Regions from separate parts of the Homo sapiens genome. Here region 1 is linked to region 2. The links are chromatin contacts, found by Hi-C or POLR2A ChIA-PET in ENCODE. All regions are on one chromosome and are shown on one strand. The core of a region is the stretch at or near the end of the contact, and the rest is flanking DNA. Distances in the headings are between cores, read along the strand shown.

Region 1 (3,888 bases), core at 162-2,661, 1.3 Mb after region 2:
GGCAGAGGTTGCAGTGAGCTGAGATAGCACCATTGCACTCCAGCCTGGGCGACAGAGCAAGACTCTGTCTCAAAAAAAAAAAAAAAAAAAAAGCTGTGGTCTAATGGACACTGAATCCTTTGCATTCTTTCTCTGGGATTAGAGAGTTTAATAACAAAAACAGTAACTTGACAGGGCTTTCATTCTGTCAGCTCAGAGAATTGTCTTAGGTTTGGAAAGTACTTGGTCTATACCATGCCTTGTGAGGACACAGTGACAGTGATGAAATCGCAGCAGTTCACATTTGTTGAGGGCTTCCTTTAAGTGCCAGGCGCCGTGCTGATAAGTGCCTTCTTTCATGGGCTACTTGAGAGGGAATGGCAGTCTCCTGACAGTGCTTTTCTGTGTGATCCACAGTCTTTGCCAGCACCTGCTGGATTTGCATTGGCTGCATGTCTGCCTTACTGTGCATTGCTGACAGGCAATTTCCATTTCTACACATTGTGGTACTCTGTTTTAGACAACAGTGGCAGTGCCGGTAGCCCTTTGTACAGATGTGGACATTTGGCACTTGGTAGCTTTGGTGTTAGGGGCAGAGGATTTTGTTCAGAGCCAGCCAGTGTCCTGACATGTCGTGGGATGCCCATTCACTGCCTCCTGAAATAGATTGTCTGATGCCTGGAGCACCTTCAACTGCCAAGTGTATGGGCCGTGAAAAGCTGGGGGACAGGACTGGGAGGGGTGGAGGATGCAGGGGGAGGGCACCAGGTGCAGAACAATGACTTCCAAATTATGTCACGAGCTGCCAGCCACACGAGCACGGCCTGGCCTCATTACCACATGAAGTGCCACAGAAGGGCCTTTTCATTTTCTCCTAGTGACTGTGTTATCCACAGTTTTGCTGGGAGGGGTGGGGTGGGCACCCTGCTCACCCCCAGTTAACAATGGAGCACAAAGTCCTGGCAGAAGGAACTTCCCAATGTACCCCGGGGCTATTTTTGATGACAGTGAGTGGCTGTGACTCACTGAATGTGTGCCCTGGCAGATGATGGTTTCCACCCCACCCCCTCCCCTGGAGATGAGCAGGCAGCCTTTGTGCGTTTCCTTGGCCAGCTTCTCCTGCTGCTGCAGTTCACTGATATGTCCACAGCAGCCGGCCCGCAGGCCTGACAGGGCTCTGACAGTGGTTTTTACCATATATGGCCATCAGAGCGCTGTGGCTGTCAGCCGGCCAGGATAATTTCCTTCCTTTGCTTTGATTGGCTGCACGGGTGGCTCAGAGAATGGTGGGATCTGGGAGTGTGTGGTGAAGAGAAGCCACTGAGTCAAGTGCAAAGAACGTTTAACTCTTTACTGGGTTTGTGGAGCGTGCCAGTCTGTGCTAAGCAGGCTGACAATTGCTGCCAGCAGAAGCCCTCAGTGTGTAAACATGGTAACCCCAGTCTGGGAAAGCTGCTGTATCTCCGGTAAAGAAAGGTATCTGAACACACATTACTCTGAAATAAACTCAAGGTGTCATGAACACATTTCTGGAGTCACGGTTTTGCCCAGAAGCCACCTTATAACCACATGTAGCAAATCATCTGCTCCTGCCAAGTTGAATATCTTCGCCCATTAGGGGTGGGACCTGAGTTGAGTCTGGGGAAGAATGAGCTGAGAGGGCATGTGATGGGACACATGTCTGCTTTCTTGGAGGAACGGTGACTTGGGTTTCATTTCTGGCTGACTGAATTGAGTCTATACTGCAGTCCTCTTGCTTGTGTGGAACTGACTCAGCCATGGAGCCCAAGGCATTAGCCCCTCCCACCCCCCAAAAAAAGTTGTAATATTTTTCTATTTATCATCTCCACCATCCAAGGAGGGTGGATTTTCATTCTGAGACCTGTGGATTAAACCAATGCAGAGCTGCAATGGGAAGGGTTAGCCCTGGAGCTCTTCAGCGTTCACAGAGGGTTTCAGTAGATCAATCTCCAATGTCATTTGCTTACTACGAGGGCTTAGACAACCAGTTTCTCTATTTTCTGATTTGATATTGAATGCTTTAATTTTCCATATTGCATTTACATCTGTAGTTCTTCTGCTTTTCAGCTTTTGCTTTCTAGCTCAATTTTATTTTAACTAGATTCTACCTCATCTTGGGTTCCAAGTTTTTATTTGTTCTCAGCCCAGAAGCATCATATGGAATTACTTGTCTGCAATAATGAGCAGAAAGCATTAGGTTTTCACTTTATAAATTCTTTAAGTCAGGAAGTTAGGAAATACAGCTACTCTGGTTGCTATCGCATATTTGGGCAAGGTTGAGTAAGGAAATGTTAACTTTTCCGTGTTTTTGCTTTCTGATAATAAAATGTTTGTAGTTTTACAATAACTTCCCTCAAGTTCTTAATTGATTTTAAAATATGGTCTATTCAGTATTAAACCCAGTTTTTAGAGAGGATCTGTGATGCAAAAATTATTTGCTTGGCATTTTCACTTCTGTCCAAAAAGACTGCTGTTTTTTACTCACAGGCAGGTGAAGTCTCTGTAGGCCCATACTCCCTCTCCCCAGCAGCTTTTGTTTCTAGCTTACCTTACCTTACAGGGTAACTCAATCTGTAGGGTTTATTCCAGAGCACCTCCTTTTACCTCAAGGATGGTATTTCTGGTTCCCTTAAAGTAAAGCCTCCTCAGAATGTTTTATTCCTGGGCCATGAGCTGTCACTCTCAGGGACCAGCCTGTGCACAAGTCATATATTGTGTGCACCCGTCTTTTTGGTCTGCTGCTGAGTCTCTGTTTTCCATGCCGCTGTCCCCTTGTCCCATGACCACAATCACTCTAGCTCCTCCCCGTGGAGCAGCAGGGGCTTAAGAAATTCAAACAAAACATGTATCCACATAAATAATACTGTCATAAGAAAAAGGAAGTTGAAAAAAATGGAAAACCCACTTCAATAGATACGCTTTTGACTCCTTTGAACTCTGCACAGTGTGAATGGAGCCCTTATGCTTGGGCTGAAAACTTTTCCTCTACTTCTGAGCACATGTGTGACTTAACATTCTCCTTGCTGAGTTGAAGAATTCTCAGTATGTATCACCCAAAGCCAAAAATAAGTTATGATTGAAATTTGGGCACATAAAGTGATTTTGATACTCATTTTTTCCTAAAATGAAAACTTAGATGAATATTAGGTAGGGGTTTGAACAATGTGGAAATCTTTTAACTGTTCTTTGAGTCAGGTCATGTAAAGTATCTTTGTTTGCCTTCCCCAGGATGGGGTGGGGGCTCTTAGGCCCTTACATCTTCGGGTGGTGTAACCAGTCTGGATAATAGGCATAGAGGACTGCAGATCAGGAGATGGAAAAGTACTGGAAGTGAGACAGCTGCCTGAGTTGGATTAGATAAGGGAAACCGTGTAGAAAGCAGTCTGAATCCAGCACCCTAGGAAGGTGTGGGTTTATATGATACACTCCAGAATGCAAACTTGAAAGAAATTGTGTGTGGGATACCTTGAGCTTCTTAAAGGGGAATATTTGATTTGACTTATCACTCGAATGAATGTGTCACTTTTTATCACCATGGGAATTTATTACTTTGTGAAAACATACATTAGTTATGAGAAAGAGTAGGCCTGCTGGGTAAAGCGTTGTGCGACTTTAACATAATGTTACATTTCCTTTCTTGCAGGAACCAGTGATTATCAGATTGATCCATCTTTTTTTGTTTTTTCAGAGATGGAGTCTCGCTCTGTTGCCCAGGCTGGAGTGCAGTGGTGCGATCTCAGCTCACTGCAACCTCCGCCTTCCGGGTTCAAGTGATTCTCCCACCTCAGCCTCCCAAGTAGCTGGGATTACAGGTGCCCAACACCATGCCCGGCTAATTTTTTTTTTTTTTTTTTCTGAGACAGAGTCTCATTCTGTCGCCCAGGCTGG
Region 2 (3,877 bases), core at 1,354-3,853:
ACAGTATTTGCATAAAAGGGGATATTTCTACTTCATGATTTCTCAACCTCGGCACATATTGAACTGGGCAGTTTTTGTGTGGGGGTTGTCCGGTCCTTGTAGGATGCTGAGCAGTTGCCCTGGTCTTTCTCCCCACTCAATGCCAGTAGCACTCCCCAAAACATGTCTCTCCAGATATTGCCAAATGTCGTCTCGGGGAGAAAAATCGTCCTCAGTTGAGAACCGCTTCTATTTGAACTCCGAACCGGGTTATGATTCAATAGCTAACTATGGTGGTGATTTAGTCCATGTATGAATGTCATTTTTAAGCTAGCTTTTTGGATTTGAGGTTATGGCTGAAAGGACTGATAAATAATATACATATTTGACCACAGTCTGCGAATATGAAGTTTATTCTTTGAGTTTCAGGCACTATGCCTCCTTGACTCAATGAAGAACCAAATCAACTTACAGCTAGCTACTCATGGGCTTGAACTTTCTGCTGCTGCTTCAGCTCAGCTGTCTACAACTAGACCACATAGCTGGATGAAGCTATTTAATGCATTGTGAAAACATTCCCTCTGCCCTCTGAGTGTATGCACATCCAGCTCTTCAGATGCCTGCAACAACAGCTGTTCAAGAATCCCAACCTAATCCATTCTCCACAGATGTGGAGCCCAGAAGATTTGTGAGTTGTTAAACCAAAACAGGATGCAGGAGCACCAGGATGGCACCCGGAGACTCTAACCATGGAATGCGTGGGAATTCTGTGATTATTTCTCCATCACACATTTATCACACTGTAGAGATGGACTCAAGACCAGTGCTTCTGAGGCCTTTTCCAGCACTTCTCATTCTTTCAGATGCCTTTTGCAACTTAACGTTCTCCTTCTTCTTCATCATGCCGTGTTTATTGAAAATCTCCCTATCTCATTAATCAGAAAACCCCATAATGACAGGAACCACATCGTTTTGCTTACCAGAGTATCTAAAACCAAAATAGTACCTGGCTAACAACAGGCATTCAATATTTGCTGAATGGAGATCATAGCTGTGTTTATATGTAAGACAGACAATAAGTAGTCATTGGTATTAGGGTCACATCTCCTTTCTCCTTCACACTGATTTACCTCATTTCATTGTGTTTATCTCACACCATTTTGTAAATTATCCCATGTTAGCTATTGTTATTCTCAAATTCCACGCATATGAAGAAAAACAGTAATTAGAAAATAATAGCAATATCCATAATTATGGGAGCTACTATTTACTGAGGGGTTACTATCCAGCAGGTGTATCACATTTTTCCCATAATTTATTCCATCTGTCCTTAGCCAAAATGAATGTTTAACTTTGCTGGTCACATACAAGTTTTGTCGCATATTCTTCTTCCTCTTTTTCTTTATTTCCCTCTCTCTCTTCTTCATTTTCATCTCGCAACCCTTTAAAAATGTAAAAATCATTCTTAAGTAGCAAGCCATACAAAAACAAATCGTGGACTAGAAGTAAACAATGCATTATCTTAATTTTGAACATGAGATTAAAACTGAAGCCTAAGGAATCATCTAATATATTCTTTTTTGTTATTTTTGTTGTTGTTGTTGAAGTTGTTTTTGAGACAGTCTCGCTCTGTCCCCCAGGCTGGAGTGCAGTGACGCGATCTCTGCTCACTGCAACGTCCACCTCCCAGGCTCAAGCGATTCTCATGCCTCAGCCTCCTGAGTATCTAGGATTACAGGCATGCGCCACCACGCCCGGCTAATTTTTTTTTTTTTTTTTTTTTTTTTGAGACGGAGTCTCACTCTGTCGCCCATGCTGGAGTGCAATGGCGTGATCTCAGCTCACTGCAACCTCCACCCCCTGGGTTCAAGCTCCTGCCTCAGCCTCCCAAGTAACTGAGATTACAGGCTCCTGCCACTGTGCCCGGCTAATTTTTGTATTTTTAGTAGAGACGGGGTTTCACCATGTTGGCCAGGCTGGTCTTGAACTCCTGACCTCGTGATCCACCCGCCTCGGCCTCCCAAAGTGCTGGGATTACAGGCGTGAGCCACCGCGCCCGGCCAATTTTTGTATTTTTAGTAGAGATGGGGTTTCACCATGTTGCCCAGGCTGGTCTCGAACTCCTGCCTCAAGTGATCCTCCTGCCTCAGCCTTCCAAAGAGTTGAGATTACAAGAGTGAGCCACCACGCCCAGCCTGGAATCATATAATATATTCTTATTTTACTTTACCCCAGTAAAATGCAAGCTTCATAAGGACTAGAAATTCAGTCTTTGCTCACTGCTGTTTCTCCAGTGGCTGGGACAGTATATAAAGCATGGTAAGTGCTTGATAAACATTTGTTGAATCAAGGAATGAATGAATGAACTTGACCATTGATTGCCTCAGGAAGGTTGTGGCTGCAGGGTTCTCATCACAAGATATTGCTACTTCCCCTGGTATTAATCAGTTGGGACGAGGGGAATCTCTGCCAGAGAAGAAGACCCAAATTCAATATTTAAAGGTAGGACAGATGATACTCGGGCAGTCTCCTGCCCTCACTCAAGATGGCGACAAGGCAGAGTGCCCTTTCCGGTCACATGACCTGACACTCGCCGAAGGGCACCTCCCCGCGCGTGCGTGCTGTGCCAAGGCTGCAAGGCGCTGAGGGGAGAGGCGCCGCCGTCAGCGCCGCCGCAGCTGGGACCCGTTAGAGCGGAAGCGCCGCCGCCACCGCCGCCTTTGCTGTCCCCCGGCCTCTAGTTCCCCGCAGGTGGGAGGTGGGAGCCATGTCGAAACGGCTCCGGAGCAGCGAGGTGTGCGCTGACTGCAGCGGGCCGGGTGAGTCGCACCGGCCGGGCCCGCTCCCCTCTGCTTTCCTGGCCCGGACCCCTACCCCGGGGCCGCCCCCTCAGGTCAGGCTGCATCCCGCGGCTAGGGTCGCAACGAAGAGGTCCCTGGGCGGCCTTGGGGTGGGAACCGTCCCGGGCCTGTCAGAGCCGGGCGGGCAGGGGGCCGCCGCCCTCCCCGTCCCTCGCGGCCCTCCCTTCCCTCTCGTTCCCTCCCGTTCCCTCCGTCCTAGGCCAACTGGGGAGGTGACGGGGGCCAGGGCTGCTCCCCCAACAGGAAGGGGCTTGGGCAATCCACAGGAAAGCCAATTACAGAAGTAAAATGTGAGCGTCCTCCCGGCTGCAGCCTCCAGAGGCTGCAGGTGTCACCTCCCACTAGACCCTTTCTCCGCCTGGGTGTCCTGCCCGGGGAGGATGACACTCCCTGAGACTCGCCAGAGGGTCCCCGTAGATGACTTCCCCGCTGCTGACATCCGACAGCTACTCTGCCCGGGAGAATTGCCAGGAGATCGGGGTCTTCCAAACACAACCAGCACTTAGGAGGCAGTGCTTGTCTCAAGTTTGAGGATCTGAACGGCCTGGGTTCAAACTAGATTTTGCTTCTGGCTGACCTTGGGCTGGTGACTTCACTTGGTCACTTGCTTGATTTCCTCATTTTTTTCAATGAGGATAATCGGGAGTATCACGCTTAGTGGTGAGGAAGATTCAATGAATACTCGTAGAATCATATCATCTAAGGCTTTTCTTTTTTGCATTATGCTGTCTACAGTAGAACTCTTGTAGTCCCTTAAAGCTATATTTGACTATCTAAATCATACGTTGATTACAACGGAAACAAACGCAAAATCACCAGCAATATAGGGGCATTGAAACGCTAAAGCCATTCCTTCATAATGATGCATAACTGTTCATACATAATATTCACATTTAGAGATCAAGTGTGTCTTAGCAATTGCAACTGAATTGTCAGGTCTCTGGATAGATTATTACATGCTGTTTTAGGTGCTTGGATGTATTGGCTTTGAGTTAATTCGAAGGTAACATGGCTTTCTTGGCACAATAGTGTCCGAT

The links. Hi-C counts contacts between places; a loop is a spot of excess contacts on that map. ChIA-PET counts read pairs that join two places held with the same protein, here RNA polymerase II (POLR2A). Pooled maps may share reads with other maps.
Region 1: a loop to region 2 is called in a pooled map, with 4 times the contacts of the local background. The contact joins the enhancer-like site here to the promoter of GIT2 in region 2. A Hi-C loop is called at or near these places in 1 of 37 single-sample maps with no recorded cell type and 7 of 50 pooled maps. POLR2A ChIA-PET finds 5 or more read pairs at or near these places in 1 of 52 experiments (GM12878).

Annotation. Positions count from the first base shown.
Region 1 is chr12:108,688,999-108,692,886 of GRCh38, reverse strand. All of the region lies in intron 2 of CORO1C (coronin 1C), which reads left to right. Among named protein-coding and RNA genes, the nearest start is that of CORO1C, 41 kb to the left of the region's middle. RefSeq lists enhancers at 51-732, 960-1,254, 733-1,414, 1,205-1,484. Within about 2 kb of position 1,411, at least 41 of the 41 ENCODE cell types and tissues checked have a DNase peak (open chromatin) inside an H3K27ac peak, as active enhancers do; they include GM12878, where a contact is called at or near this core.
Region 2 is chr12:109,995,094-109,998,970 of GRCh38, reverse strand. GIT2 (GIT ArfGAP 2) reads left to right here and starts at 2,603. Exons shown (of 20, transcript NM_057169.5): 1 at 2,603-2,798. The coding sequence starts at 2,747. RefSeq lists enhancers at 2,433-2,592, 3,283-3,332 and a silencer at 2,863-2,952.